2 separate regions of the Homo sapiens genome follow, and region 2 is linked to region 1. Evidence: chromatin contacts called from ENCODE Hi-C or POLR2A ChIA-PET data. All regions are on one chromosome and are shown on one strand. The core of a region is the stretch at or near the end of the contact, and the rest is flanking DNA. Distances in the headings are between cores, read along the strand shown. Region 1 holds the start of PCYT2 (phosphate cytidylyltransferase 2, ethanolamine). Region 2 holds the start of CENPX (centromere protein X).

Evidence for each region. A loop is a pair of places that touch in the nucleus more often than their neighbours do. ChIA-PET counts read pairs that join two places held with the same protein, here RNA polymerase II (POLR2A). Pooled maps may share reads with other maps.
Region 2: a map of B cell shows a loop between it and region 1 (19-fold over the local background). The contact joins the promoter of CENPX here to the promoter of PCYT2 in region 1. A Hi-C loop is called at or near these places in 10 of 168 maps with a recorded cell type or tissue (B cell, Caco-2, HAP-1 and 7 more), 17 of 37 single-sample maps with no recorded cell type and 18 of 50 pooled maps. POLR2A ChIA-PET finds 5 or more read pairs at or near these places in 17 of 52 experiments (AG04450, BJ, Caco-2 and 11 more).

The regions. Positions count from the first base shown.
Region 1 is chr17:81,908,834-81,915,505 of GRCh38, reverse strand. PCYT2 (phosphate cytidylyltransferase 2, ethanolamine) reads left to right here and starts at 4,107. Exons shown (of 13, transcript NM_002861.5): 1 at 4,107-4,239; 2 at 5,904-5,992; 3 at 6,469-6,630. The coding sequence starts at 4,151. SIRT7 (sirtuin 7) reads left to right here. Exons shown (of 10, transcript NM_016538.3): 5 at 1-66; 6 at 804-902; 7 at 976-1,212; 8 at 1,339-1,419; 9 at 1,626-1,732; 10 at 2,892-3,567. The coding sequence ends at 3,090. RefSeq lists silencers at 3,754-3,923, 3,954-4,243, 4,404-4,543.
Region 2 is chr17:82,018,767-82,025,438 of GRCh38, reverse strand. It overlaps CENPX (centromere protein X), which reads left to right and starts at 2,561. Exons shown (of 5, transcript NM_001271006.2): 1 at 2,561-2,613; 2 at 5,530-5,581; 3 at 5,745-5,798; 4 at 6,058-6,146; 5 at 6,220-6,672. The coding sequence starts at 2,578. The coding sequence ends at 6,234. LRRC45 (leucine rich repeat containing 45) reads right to left here and starts at 2,134. Exons shown (of 17, transcript NM_144999.4): 1 at 1,576-2,134; 2 at 1,100-1,161; 3 at 676-746; 4 at 261-439; 5 at 1-60. The coding sequence starts at 1,795. RefSeq lists enhancers at 1,161-2,084, 3,634-4,306 and a silencer at 1,821-2,870.

The DNA of each region.
Region 1 (6,672 bases), core at 2,858-5,357:
GACCTGAGCGAGGCCGAGCCAACCCTCACCCACATGAGCATCACCCGTCTGCATGAGCAGAAGCTGGTAAGAGCCCTGGGTGGCTGGTACACTTGCCAGGGACCAGGCAGAGCACCTTGGTGCCCAGTGGGCAACTAACTGCACCCGCCCTCTGTCTGCCAGTTGACTCCCATGATGAGCACCCACCAAGCGGGTTAGGCCGCGGGTTTGATCCTCCTGTGCTTGACTCTCCAGGACAGAAGGGGAGCTCCCCCTCTGAACCATCCCATCCGCAGCCAGCCTCAGCCTCAGAGCTGCTGGTGGCCTTTCCCCTTTGTGATTCCCTTGCATTTTTCTGTGGACCTCAGAAGCCATCCTAGTCACAGGGGAGGCTTATAGGACATCTCTGGGGACCTTCTGCTGAACACCCTCAACCAATGGGGTGTAGTGGTTGATCTGCCTAGGTCCCCAGGGACCTGAAATGTCATGACCCAAGAGAGCATGGATCTGGGGCAGAGTGGCCCTTGCCAAACCCCGAGCCACTTCCCAACCTTGCCGGGACGGTGCAACCTCTTGCCCTCCCAGCCACTCCAGGTGCATCAGGGCTGGAGGAAGGACAGCCCCTCCCCACCACAGGCCCTCTTGACTCCTGGTGGTTGGACCTGTTGTGTGTTTTACTTTCTAAGGCTCTCTGGGGGGACGGAGCTGCCCCTGGTTTTGGGAGCCATCGGCGGGGCTCAGAACAGCCTCGCTGTGGCCGGGTACTGACCTCCCCACCACCACTGGCAGCCATCCCTCCCCTTGCCACCCGTTCTGCCTTCCAGGTGCAGCATGTGGTGTCTCAGAACTGTGACGGGCTCCACCTGAGGAGTGGGCTGCCGCGCACGGCCATCTCCGAGCTCCACGGGAACATGTACATTGAAGTGAGCAGTCCTGCAGGGACCCAGGGTCTCCATGGGCAGGCGGGTCCCACTCACTGTGCCCTCTTGCCTCTAGGTCTGTACCTCCTGCGTTCCCAACAGGGAGTACGTGCGGGTGTTCGATGTGACGGAGCGCACTGCCCTCCACAGACACCAGACAGGCCGGACCTGCCACAAGTGTGGGACCCAGCTGCGGGACACCATTGTGCACTTTGGGGAGAGGGGGACGTTGGGGCAGCCTTTGAACTGGGAAGCGGCGACCGAGGCTGCCAGCAGAGCAGACACCATCCTGTGTCTAGGGTCCAGCCTGAAGGTACGTGCCGATGACACAATGAGTGAACCGAGCCCCTGCCCGCCCGAGGGTGTCCAGCTCTGCGGCCCAGCACTGTACAGACTTGTCCCTTGTGTGTGTGCGGTGTCTGTCTGTCTGCTTCCACAGGTTCTAAAGAAGTACCCACGCCTCTGGTGCATGACCAAGCCCCCTAGCCGGCGGCCGAAGCTTTACATCGTGAACCTGCAGGTAACTCGGGTGCTGAGAGCCACGTCCTTAGATCTGGGTCTTAGAACGCACAGCCAGAGACACCCCACACCCATGCACCAGGGCGGTCTGATAGGGCCCCCGTGGGTGCTCAGGGAGCACCGACTGAGCCCGTAGGGGCCAAGGCTGACAGGCCACCGGGAAGGGTTGGGCTGCTGTTACTCTCACTCGGCTTTCCCTGTCCTCAGTGGACCCCGAAGGATGACTGGGCTGCCCTGAAGCTACATGGGAAGTGTGATGACGTCATGCGGCTCCTCATGGCCGAGCTGGGCTTGGAGATCCCCGCCTATAGCAGGTGAGTGAGCCGCTGCAGCAGCCTGCTTCCCCGCACCTCTGTGTGCTGGGCCTTGTCTGTCTTCTCTCGTGAGCTGAGTGTGGAGGAAGCTCTGAGGTGTTTGCAGTGGTGCCTGAGGCATGACTGAAGCGTGGTGGTCTCCAGAGGGCCTGACCTCGGTGGTTGGCGGAGACCCTGCGTGTGCCACTCCTGCCCTGGCTGATGTGGCACACACAATCCCCGCGGGGAGAGGGATTCTGCCCGCGTGCTCCTGCTCCAGGCCTCCCCGTGGAGCTCTCCGAGATGCCTGGTGGGAAGCATCTGGAGGGGACGAGCACTCGGCAGCTCTGGTCAGACAGAATCTGTGTGCTTGGTTTTGGGAGTTGGCGTACTTTGGGAAAGCTTAAACAAACTGTGCCTTAATACAGAATTTGTGATAATTTAGACTTGGTGTATGTATTGAGTAAAAAGTTTACACTCTCTTTCTCTGTGAATTTTCAGGGTCTTATAGGGGAAATCAATAACTTCTTTTAATCAAAGGGTTCAAGAAATTAAGGATCCCTTCACCTTCTGGGCCTGGCACTTCTTGTATGTTATGTGTGTGGTGTTCTGTGATGTGGGCTATCGTGTACTGTATTTTTTTTTTACATTAACTTAGCTCATTTTCCTTATCAGTGCGTATCTGTATCTTAAGTTATGATCTGTGGTTCTGCATCTCCGTCAGACACATGCTTTCTTCACGGGGTCGTCTGTAGGCCACGCCTCCCTAGTCAGCTGGGAAGGGGGAGAGGGTCTGGTCCACCTGCCCCAGCGGTACAAGTGGAAGGTGGGGCCCAGAGTTGCTAGTGACTCATCCCTGGAGACGGAGGCAGCCCTGGGGCCACTGCTGCCCCACCCTGTGTGTGCACGCCGCTCAGTGGTGGACAAGGACACGGAGTTTTGAGGAGACCGAGCTAGTGTGGGTGCCGACCTTTGAGTCACCACCTAAGAGGTGACCTCTCCCACATCCGTTCTGCAGCTTGGTAACAATGAAGCTGCCGCCAACCAGAGCCCCGCCGCAGTTGACACGGGAGGGAAGGGGATGGGAAGGCAGGGACCGCAGACAGCTTTCCCGAGCTGGGGCAGGTGTGACTGCGAGAGGCTCCCAGGCCCGCCTGATGCCGCTTTCCCTTTTTGGCAGGTGGCAGGATCCCATTTTCTCACTGGCGACTCCCCTGCGTGCTGGTGAAGAAGGCAGCCACAGTCGGAAGTCGCTGTGCAGAAGCAGAGAGGAGGCCCCGCCTGGGGACCGGGGTGCACCGCTTAGCTCGGCCCCCATCCTAGGGGGCTGGTTTGGCAGGGGCTGCACAAAACGCACAAAAAGGAAGAAAGTGACGTAATCACGTGCTCGATGAAGAACAGTTGGCACTTTGCAGATGGCCAGTGTCACGGTGAAGGCTGGGTTGCCCCCACGGGTCTAGGGAGAACGAACTCTTTGGGGATGACATTTTCACCGTGACATTTTTAGCCATTTGTCCTTGAGGAAGCCCCTTGCACTGCTGCGGTTGTACCCTGATACGGCCTGGCCATCGAGGACACCTGCCCATCCGGCCTCTGTGTCAAGAGGTGGCAGCCGCACCTTTCTGTGAGAACGGAACTCGGGTTATTTCAGCCCCGGCCTGCAGAGTGGAAGCGCCCAGCGGCCTTTCCTCGCTCACCAGGCCAGTCTCAGGGCCTCACCGTATTTCTACTACTACTTAATGAAAAAGTGTGAACTTTATAGAATCCTCTCTGTACTGGATGTGCGGCAGAGGGGTGGCTCCGAGCCTCGGCTCTATGCAGACCTTTTTATTTCTATTAAACGTTTCTGCACTGGCTTCCGGTGTCCCCGAGTGGTCGGCGCGGGCTCCCCGGGCTCAGGTCTGCCGCCTGGCAGCTCGGTCGTGGCTTAAAACTCCCTTGGTTGGACAGGGGACAACTGTAGATTATTGTGCCAAAAAATAAGAAAAAAAACTCCCCTGGTTGGGACAGCGCCCCGTGGAGGTTCCCGGAGGTGGCGGCGGTGGGACGGTCCCCACGCCGCACTGCCCCGCCAGCCGAGCGCCAGGTGTGGGCGGTGCGGAGAGGCCAGGTGTGGGTCGGGGGGCGGGGCTCGGAAAGCGCGGCACACGCCATTGGCTGTGCGTTTGGAGGGGGCGGGACTCTGTCAGGGGCTCACGCCATTGGCCGTGCGCGGAGGTGCGGTGGGGCGCGGCCTTCGGGGGGTGGGGCTCGGGGCGGAGGGCGGGAGGCGGGGCGGGGGAGGCGGGGGCGGGGCTCGGGCCGAGCGGCGCACGCCATTGGCCGTGCGCAGCGGGTGAGGCCCGCGTGACGGCCGCTGAGCGTGCGCCTGGCGGGGCGGGCGGCGGCGCTCGGAGTCGCCGGGAGCTGCCAGGCTGTCCGCGCCGCCGCTGCGGGGCCATGATCCGGAACGGGCGCGGGGCTGCAGGCGGCGCAGAGCAGCCGGGCCCGGGGGGCAGGCGCGCCGTGAGGGTGTGGTGCGATGGCTGGTGAGCGCGGGGCCGGGGCGGGCCGCGGGGGCGCCGGGGCCGGCTTCCTTCCGGGGCGCCGCGCCAGCCGTTGCCCGGGGACCGGGCCCGCGTTCTGGGTGGCGTCCTCGTCCGGCATGGGCCGGGGCTGGCAGGCTGCGGGGCTCGCCTGCCGGGAGGGTCGGGCTGCAGAGGCTCCGCGCCCTGCCGTGGGCGACCCCGTCTACCTCTGGCGGAGGCCCCGCCCGGTCACGCCGACCTCTCCGGTGCAGCCACCGCGCTGAGATCTGGAGCCACGGCCTCCCTGCTTCTCCGTAACCACCAGCAACCAGCTTGCCCGGCTCCGGTCCAGGGGTTCCCCTGGCCTCCGGGCGAGCGTCCCTGTAGGTGGGCATCGGGTGCGACCTGCCTGTCCGGGACCCGCGGTGAAGCCCGCGGGCTCCCGGGTCCTCCTCCGCGGGGCTAGAATGCGATCGGTCTTCCCTGGCCAGTCAGAGGGCATTGTTTTAAGAAAAGTTTCGGGTTGTCAACAAGTGAAAGGAAGACGACCGTTACTGATAATTTGCTACCTCTGACCCTTTCACGTGCCTGCCGGATGGAATCCAGGAAGCAAGCGCCTCTATCTGATTAGCCCTTCCCAGGAGAGCAAGCAGGGCCTTGTCTTCTGTGTCCGAGTCACCTCTGGGAAAAGGAATGTGGCTTTGTGTCAGTGGACTTTGACCTTGCCCTGACCAGGCCCCAGCCCCATTCCAGACTGTGCTCCCCTGGCCCAGCCTCTGCCCCCTCCTCCCCTCCAGCCTGTCCAGTGGGTACATGGGCCCGCCAGATTTTACCCAGCATGTCTGCCGGGCTCCGCGCACTGTGGCAGGGGTGCTGGGAGGAAGCAGTGGTGTGCAGTGGAGCAACTCTGTGCACTGTGTGGGCTGCCAGGGTCACACCTCTCCCTGGAGAGGCAGGGACAGCTTTGTCCACTTGAGGGGATGGGCCGCTGCTGTAAAGAAGTGGCGAAGAAGCCAGGGCAGCGAGGCCCAGTTGGTGGCAGGGCTGTGTAGCTTTGGGCTTGAGAGTTCACGTGTTAGCAGACCTAGATTTGTGAATGAAAACTCTCGAGCCAGGTGGCAAGGCAGTGGCTGTTCACCCTTAGCGTTAAGCCTGCTGAGCTTGAGGCCGTAAGGGAGGAGAGACAGGATTTTCAGGGCCAGTGATTCCCAGGGTTTTATTTTGTGGTTGGATTTGTTTTGGGTTAGCCCCAGGGACTGTTTGCTTGTCTCAAGGTAGTCTAGGATCCAACCCTACCCCAAGAGTTAACATCGGCTTATTTTAAAGTGACTGCCCAGGGCAGTTGATATTTGGTGAGGGGATAGGACACGTGGCCCTGCAGCTTTCAGTGGGCTCCAGTCTGTCCTGCACCCACCAGTCCTCTAGACCCAGCCAGGCCTTGACATCTCTGCCCCTGCCACCCTTTCTAGATCTGGCACAGGGGTCCCACCGTCAGGCCCAGGAGCCAGTGGGGTGGAGAGCTGAGCACCTACATCCTCCGAATCCCAGTCCCAGGGCTCCCAGCAGCAGCTTCTCAGAGCGCTTCCTAAGGAGTCCTCAGAGGAGCAAAGCTCTGCCCCTAACCCACAGGGACACCTGGTCCCCACCCTTGGCACAGGGACCACCCACTCTCTCTGTCTCCACAGCTATGACATGGTGCATTACGGCCACTCCAACCAGCTGCGCCAGGCACGGGCCATGGGTGACTACCTCATCGTAGGCGTGCACACCGATGGTAAGCACAGATGGCCTCGCCCACCCGCGGCCCCCCAGCCCTCCTGTGGGTTGCGACTGTTGACTGAAAGCCTGCAGGCCTGGGGCCACCTTGCCAGGGCACAGCTGTAGGGGAGGGCACTGTAGGCTCACCCAGCCCAGCCCCAGCTGAGGATGGCCTAATGCCTTTCCCATCTTGCATTTCCTGTCCCAGCTAAAGAGAAGGGGCACCTGCTCCCCACCACTGCCAGCGAGGCTCCCAAGCCTTCAGGGGCTGAGCACCTGCTCGTCAGAAGGAATCTCTGCCTTTGCCTGAGACCCTCGCAGGGAAGAGAGCCACCCAGTTGGCCAGCACTAGTGGGCTAAGGGCCAGGGTAGAGAGACAGCCTGCCCCCACCGGCCCTCTTGTGTGGCTACAGCTGGGTGCTGGGAAGGGGCCTCCTACTGGAGGGGCCGGGTGGGCTGGGGTCCCCAGTCTCCCCGTTGTCCTTTTCCTAGAGGAGATCGCCAAGCACAAGGGGCCCCCGGTGTTCACTCAGGAGGAGAGATACAAGATGGTGCAGGCCATCAAATGGGTGGACGAGGTGGTGCCAGCGGCTCCCTACGTCACTACACTAGAGACCCTGGACAAATACAACTGTGACTTCTGTGTTCACGGCAGTGAGTGGCGGGGCTGGGACCTGGGGGCCTGGGGACATCAGG
Region 2 (6,672 bases), core at 1,312-3,811, 110 kb before region 1:
TGGGGAGACAGTTCATGAGGGCCCGGCCCCCCAGGAGGCCAACGTTATTCCAGCGCAGGTCTGGAAGGAAACCTGTAGTCACCAGACAGAATGCACCTGGCAGAGGGGGAGCTGGCCTGGCCGGGGTGCTTCCCTAGGGGGCACTGCCTTGCAGTCATCAACAGAGCAGGAGCACAGGCCAGTCCCCTAGCCCCTCACTTCCCAGAGCAGAGGCAGCCTCAGAGGGATGAGGGAGCCTGAGGGCGCCTGGGAGGCCTCACCCAGCTGCTGGAGGGTGGTGTTGCCCTTCAGGGCTAGGGCCAGCTCCTCCGCGCCCTTGTGACTGATCTGGTTGTTGCGGAGGTCCAGCCGCTGCAGGGCGCCGTTGGCCGCCAGGCCCCCGCAGAAGGTGGCGAAGGCATCGTCCCACGTGCCCAGGCTGTTCCACTCCAGCGTGAGGCTGCAGGAGGGGCAGAAGCCAGTGTTCACCTAGGGGACTGCCTAGCCCGTGGGGTCCAGGGCTTGGGGACGGGTGTGGGCTTGGGGTCTGATGGGCCGGAGCCTCTGCCTACCCCTGCCAACGTATGTGAAACATGGGCACCTGGCAATGGGGAACTCTTGGGCTGCAGAAGCATGTGCTCGGGGCCAATCCTCAACCACACAGAGACAGGGCCTGGGGTCGGGACCACCACCCACCTCTGAATGGACTTGTTCTGTTGGAGGAGTTTTCCCAGAGCCTCGGCCCCTGCAGCCCGAAGGTTGTTGCCCTAGGAGAGAAACAGGCCGGTAGTCACTCGCGTGCCCTGACTGGCTCTGAATTCCCGCCCATGCCCCAAGGGCCTTGGTCAGCCAGGGGACAAGCCTGGGGTGCACCCTGCAGCCTTCCTCAGCTCCTGGGCTCCCTGTCTTCAGGGGGCTTCCAAGGGCCGGCTTGTTTGCCAATGTGAACTCTTGCTCTGGAGATGGTCACACACAGGAGGCCATCAGAGAGCGGCCTGGGGACTCACAGACAGCTTCCAGCCACCTGCCCAGACCCCAGGCCCCCGAGACCTGGCATCTTCCACCTCTCCTCTTGCCCTTGGGTGGCACACTCGGACACTCAAGAGTGCAGGTATCTCACCTTTAAGTCCAGAAAGCGCAGCACGGTGTTGGCACACAGGCCTCGGAGCAGCAGTGTGGCCCCTGTGTAAGGGGGGCCGGCGGTCACTCTCTGCCCCTGCTGACCCCAAGGCCCTCCCCGTGGGCCCCTTTTCAGGGCAGCTCCCTAGACCCAGGAAGGGACAACTGTCCCGATGGTCTGGGTTGGCGCTGGCCAAGAGTCTCGCTGCGAAGTCATGTTTGAAACACCTGCAGCCCCTGCCAGGCACCAAGCCGGCTCTGCACGCGGGGAACCAGGTAAGACCGCGAATGTTAAGGCCTCTCCCCCGTCATACAGAGGAACTGCCCTCTACTCCCAGGTGCAGGAAGGGGCGCCCCTGCTCGCTTTAACTACGGCACAGAAATTGGAGAGCCTGGAGAGGAAGCGACCTCGGGCTGCCGAGGCAATGGTGTGGGCAGCTAAGGAGCAGAGGGATCCACCCCGCCGCGCCTGCCCACCTTCCTCGCTGAGCATGCAGTCACTCAGGACCAGCTCCGTGCACAGCGTCTCCCTCGGCAGCAGCTTGCCCAGGGCCCTGCAGGTCTCCACCGTCAGGCTTTGCGTGGCCAGGTCCAGCCGGCCCCTGGGAAGCTGGTGCAGCTGCTGCAGGACAGCCTCCTGGGGCTCGGCCCCACTCTCCCTGCACAGGCGGCTGTAGGAGCGCCGGAACTCCTCCATGACCCGCGGGGCCGGCAGGGCCTCCTCCGCATGCTCCCGCAGCTGCTGAAAGGGAGCCGCGCGGTGCGGAGCAGTCCCAGCGCCGGGTACAGGAGACGGGGCCTCCGCCGACCCGGGCGGAGAGCAATCCGAGTGGGCTCCGCGGGCGGGAGGTCCTGGGAGCGCGGGGCTGGGCGGTAGTCAAGGTCCGCTTTGGGCTGGGGCCCCGCAGTGCTTGGGGACCACCCGTGCAGGAAGCAGGCAGGTGCGTCGCGCGCCCCCACCCAGCCCTGCCCCGCCTGCAGCCCCGACCCCCGCCCTCGCGACAGCCGCGTCGGGGCCTCAGTATCCAGGAAGAACAAGGCGCGCCGGGAGAGGCCGCGGGAACTACAACTCCTAGCAGGCTCTGCGCAGGCAGCGCTTGGTGCGGGCCAATGAGAACAAAGGAACTGGCGCGCCTTTCGGGCCGCAAGCTGAGAGGGGGCAGCGCGCTCCAGGTTCATTGGCTAGGGGCATGAGGGTGGGGCCCCGGGAGGGCATGCTCCGGGCTCATTGGCTGAGGGTCGTGAGGGTGGTGCCCCGGGAGGGCGCGTTCCAAGTTCATTGGCTGCGGGACGTGAGGGAGGGGCTGCTGGAGGGCGCGCTCCGGGCTCATTGGCTGAGACGTGGGGGCGGGGCTCCGAGAGCAGGCGCTTCGGACTCATTGGCTAGGGGCGCGGGGCGGGGCTCCGGGGGCGCGCTCCGGTCTCATTGGCTGGAGGCGCGGGGCGGGGTTCCGGTGGGCGCGCGTTGAGGCTGCGGTCATGGAGGGAGCAGGAGCTGGATCCGGCTTCCGGAAGGTGAGGGCCGGAGGGCAGGGGCTAGGCAGGCGCGGACGCTCCGTCCCGACCTCACGCGTGACACTGTGAGGGCCAGACGCCAGCCCCCGCGCCGCCCCCTGTGCCTTTGAGGTTGGGCCCGTTCTCAGACTCCATCTCCGGCCGGGCCGCGCGCCCCGCGCCCTCGTGGGCTGGTGTCTCGCAGCTGGTAGGAGGGGGCGTGGAGCAGCCGGGGCTGCGGGAAGGTGGAGAGGGTCTGCAGAAACAGGCAGGGGTGGGCGCCGTCACGGCGGAGTCCAAGCCGGCGAAGAGAGAGGAGGAGCTGGGCCGCCGCCCTGCGCCCTGAGCCTGGGGTCTTTTGTTAAGGGGAGATGAGGCCCCAGGACGGGGACAGTGAGATCGTCCAGCCCGAGGAGCCGGCAGGACCTACCCCAGCCGCCAGGCACAGTGGTTTCCCTTTTGTTTGCTCCCCGGTGGGCGCCAGCACTGGGCTAGGAACGCGTGGTTTCTTCGGTGCTCCACGTTACACACACTTGACAGGGATTAACCCCACCTGCCAGTGGAGAAACTGAGGCACGGGGGCGTTAAGTGACTCAGCAGGGCTAGGGTCAGACCTAGGCCGTCTGAGCCAGGATCCGCCCAGGCTGGAGGGCGTGCCCTGCTCTTCCCTGTTCCTGGAAGTGGAGCTCTCTGGGGGTGCCATGTGCAGAGGACCCCATCGGTGCAGGCAGAGTGGTTTCTGAACCTTTCTACTGCTCTACCTGAAGGTTGGGGCACCGAGCTTCCTCGATGTCAGCAGGGCCTCGTGGGCCTCTGTGGCCTGGGAAGGGAGGGTCTCAGGCCCTTGTGAACCCATCCTGGAGGGAGGACTTCAGCCCTGTAGAAGCAGGGAGAATTCTGTTTCTCCTGAATCAGGCCCTTCTTTATCACCCAAGGCAGCAGGCGTGGGGGGCGGGGGGTGTCGGTGTGGGGAACTCTGGTGGTGGAGTTGAAGATTCTTGCCGGAATTCAGAAAGAGAAAGTCACTGAGGCTTGGGCCACCTCACTGGGTGGTTGTGAGAACACCAGGTTAAAGTAGCCAAAAGGCCACTGCCGGAGACGGGGCACTGGGTACACACCCCAGGAGGTCATGTGTTCTATCAAGCCCACCTGACAACTAGAGGCCCAGGGGCTCTGGCCAGAGCTGGAGTTGTGGTCATTGCAGAGAATGAGCGTGAGAATGACGGGGAGTGGGGGGCCCGTAGCCCTGGCGTGGCGCCCACGTCATGGGGCAAAGCTGGCTGTGTCCTAGGCACCCTCCACAACCGCCCCAGTGCTGGGCCTGCCTTCCGAGGCCACTGCCGATGTACGGGGAAGCCCCATGGATTGTCGAGGCAGACCTGGCATCCGCCACTCTCTGGCGTGGTCTTCCTTCCAAGGCCTGGGGCAGCAGTGTTGGGGGTCCCGGAGCAGGTGGGGAGATAGTGCCTTCTCTACCTTTTCTGGTGCCTTTCTGGTACTGCTGGCAGTAAGCAGCTGGAAGGACCAGCAGGTGGCACTGGGCTCATGCGGGTGGTGACTGGGACCCTGGCTAGGGAACAGCAAGGGCTCAGGACGAGCCGGGATGCTGGACAAGCCGGGATGCTGGACCCTGCTGCCCGCTGCTGGGGAACATTCTTCACCATCTGCATCTTAGGGCTTCACCCGTCCATGCTCTGCTTGTCACCTGCTGGACTGCTCTGGGTGAGGTGCTGTGACCTCCCTGTGGCCGATGCTGGTGGCCTGGCTGGTAGTTCACCCACCTGCCCTTTTAGTGGCCTGTTTCTGGGCTCCTGGGTGCCCACTGCCCCCACCCCCAGTCCTGGACTCTCCGTGCTGGCTCCTTTCCCGGCGGCTGTGGGCCGGTGCCTGGCCTGGGCCACCTCACTGAGTCTCATGGCTCCACCAGCCACCCAGGGCTGCCCTCCTGAGTCTCGGCCGCCACCACTGCAGCTGCCACCCACCACTCCTGTGTTCACACACAACGCATCCCAAACTGATCTCCTGTGTCCTAGCTCCAAAATGCACTTGCCCACGGCCCCCCATCTCCTCAGAGCAGTGCCGTCCTTTTGGGGTCTTGGCGTAGACTCCTCCCTTGTCCCCGTCCTCCATCCATCAGAAAGGCAGAAAGGCCCTGGCTCTGCAGCCCCCTCCCTTCCCCCCACCCCGGGCATGGCAGCCAGAGTGGTCCTTTCCAACGCCAGTGCTGCTTTCCACAAAAACCTAGAGAGGACTCCCAGTTTCCTGCCATGGAGACACGGAGAGCTCATCATGCCCTGGGCCCTCAGCGTCTGGCCCACCCCTCACTCCAGCCTGTGGACCACGCTGGCGCAGCCCCGCTCTGCGCTCCCAGGACACCAGCACCTCCTGCAGGATCATGAGCACCAGGGCAAGACGGGCGGAGCTGACCCAGCACCCAGAACAGAGTTGGCACAAGGAAGGCCCTACTGGTGGCACTCCCTCAGGCCAGCCCACCTGCAGAGCAGCCACCTCCAGCCTCCAGACCCAACCCGGGCTCTGCCTTCCCTGCCTCCCCACAAGGAGAGCAGAGCCATGGCCCTCTGCCGGGGATGGGAGTGCAAGATTAGGCCGGACTCGACGAGGCCTTTCTCCACTCTCTCCCTGGAGCCCCAGCAGCGGGGCCTGCTCCCGTGTCTGCGACCACTCACGCCGTAGGGAGGCTCCCAGCCCAGACCCTGTGCAGGGCCCTGGCGCCCCCTAGTGGAGCTGCCCACGCATCTGCTTCAGCTTCTGCCACCCGAAGCACTAGGCTGGCCCTTGTCCCCTGCCCTGGGAGAGGCTCAGGCACAGAGGGCGTCTCCAGCCAGAAGTCACAGCCACTGTCACCAGAATGGTCACCACCCTGGGGGGTGCGGGGGGGAGGGCGGGGCGTGGCGCTGACACCCCCCTCCCTTCTAGGAGCTGGTGAGCAGGCTGCTGCACCTGCACTTCAAGGATGACAAGACCAAAGGTGCGGGTGGGGGTGCGGGCGGGAGGTGGGTCCCCGTGTCTGTCCTCAGGGACCCTTTCCTGCAACTCTGCAGGGCCAAGGCCTCGGGAGGGCGGGGGTATGTCTGGAGCACCCAGCCAGAGCGGTGGGTGAGGGTCCCGCATAACCTCCCCCTGCCTTGCAGTGAGCGGGGACGCGCTGCAGCTCATGGTGGAGTTGCTGAAGGTCTTCGTTGTGGGTGAGCCCAGGGCCCACGCTCCCTCCGGGCACAGCATCCGGAATTTTGCGTTTTTCCAGCGGGAAAACCAAGACGTGTTTTCCCGTTTCCCACAAGGGCCTAAACTTGGGTCTCCTGAGCCTGTTTGTCAGGTGCTGTGGCCTGGTTCTGGGGGCTGCCCGTGGGTGTTGGGGGGGGCACCGGCCCAGGCTGAGGCCCTCACTGGGCTCGGGTTTAAGATCCCCCCAGCATCCCCCACCTCTCGCGTTTCTCACCGCAGAAGCAGCAGTCCGCGGCGTGCGGCAGGCCCAGGCAGAAGACGCGCTCCGTGTGGACGTGGACCAGCTGGAGAAGGTGCTTCCGCAGCTGGTGCGTGAGCGTGGGTCGGGGCGCAAGTGGGGGTGCCCGGCTGGCTGGCCCTAAGTGCTTCTCTTCCCCACAGCTCCTGGACTTCTAGGGATCTCAGCCGTGGCTGAGGCCACCCCCAGAGGAGCCCCTGGTCCACAGAAGCAGGCCTTGTGTTTCCAGCGGCCTCTGATAAGAGGCAGGGAAGGACCTGAAGGATTTGGAGTTGATTCAAACAAGATCTCTGGGAGTCTCCAGCCTGTGCAGAAGGGGCAGGACTGCAGTGCACTGCGGGCCTTGGAGTGTCCAGTGGGGACACTGGTGTGGGAAGGGGCAGCACCTGGGGAGTCCCTGCCTCTCCTCCCTGGGACAATAGTGTGCATGCCACCCGGGGTCCTACAGGCAGGTGCTGGGAAAGGCCTGGCCAGCAGGTAGCCTGTGTGTTTGACAAACAGCAGCTGGCAGCGCTGCCTCCTGCCCACATTCCTGCCACCCGACATCAAAGCTGGCGTGTGACCTTTCCAGCCATGCGATATTCCCCTTGGAAGAT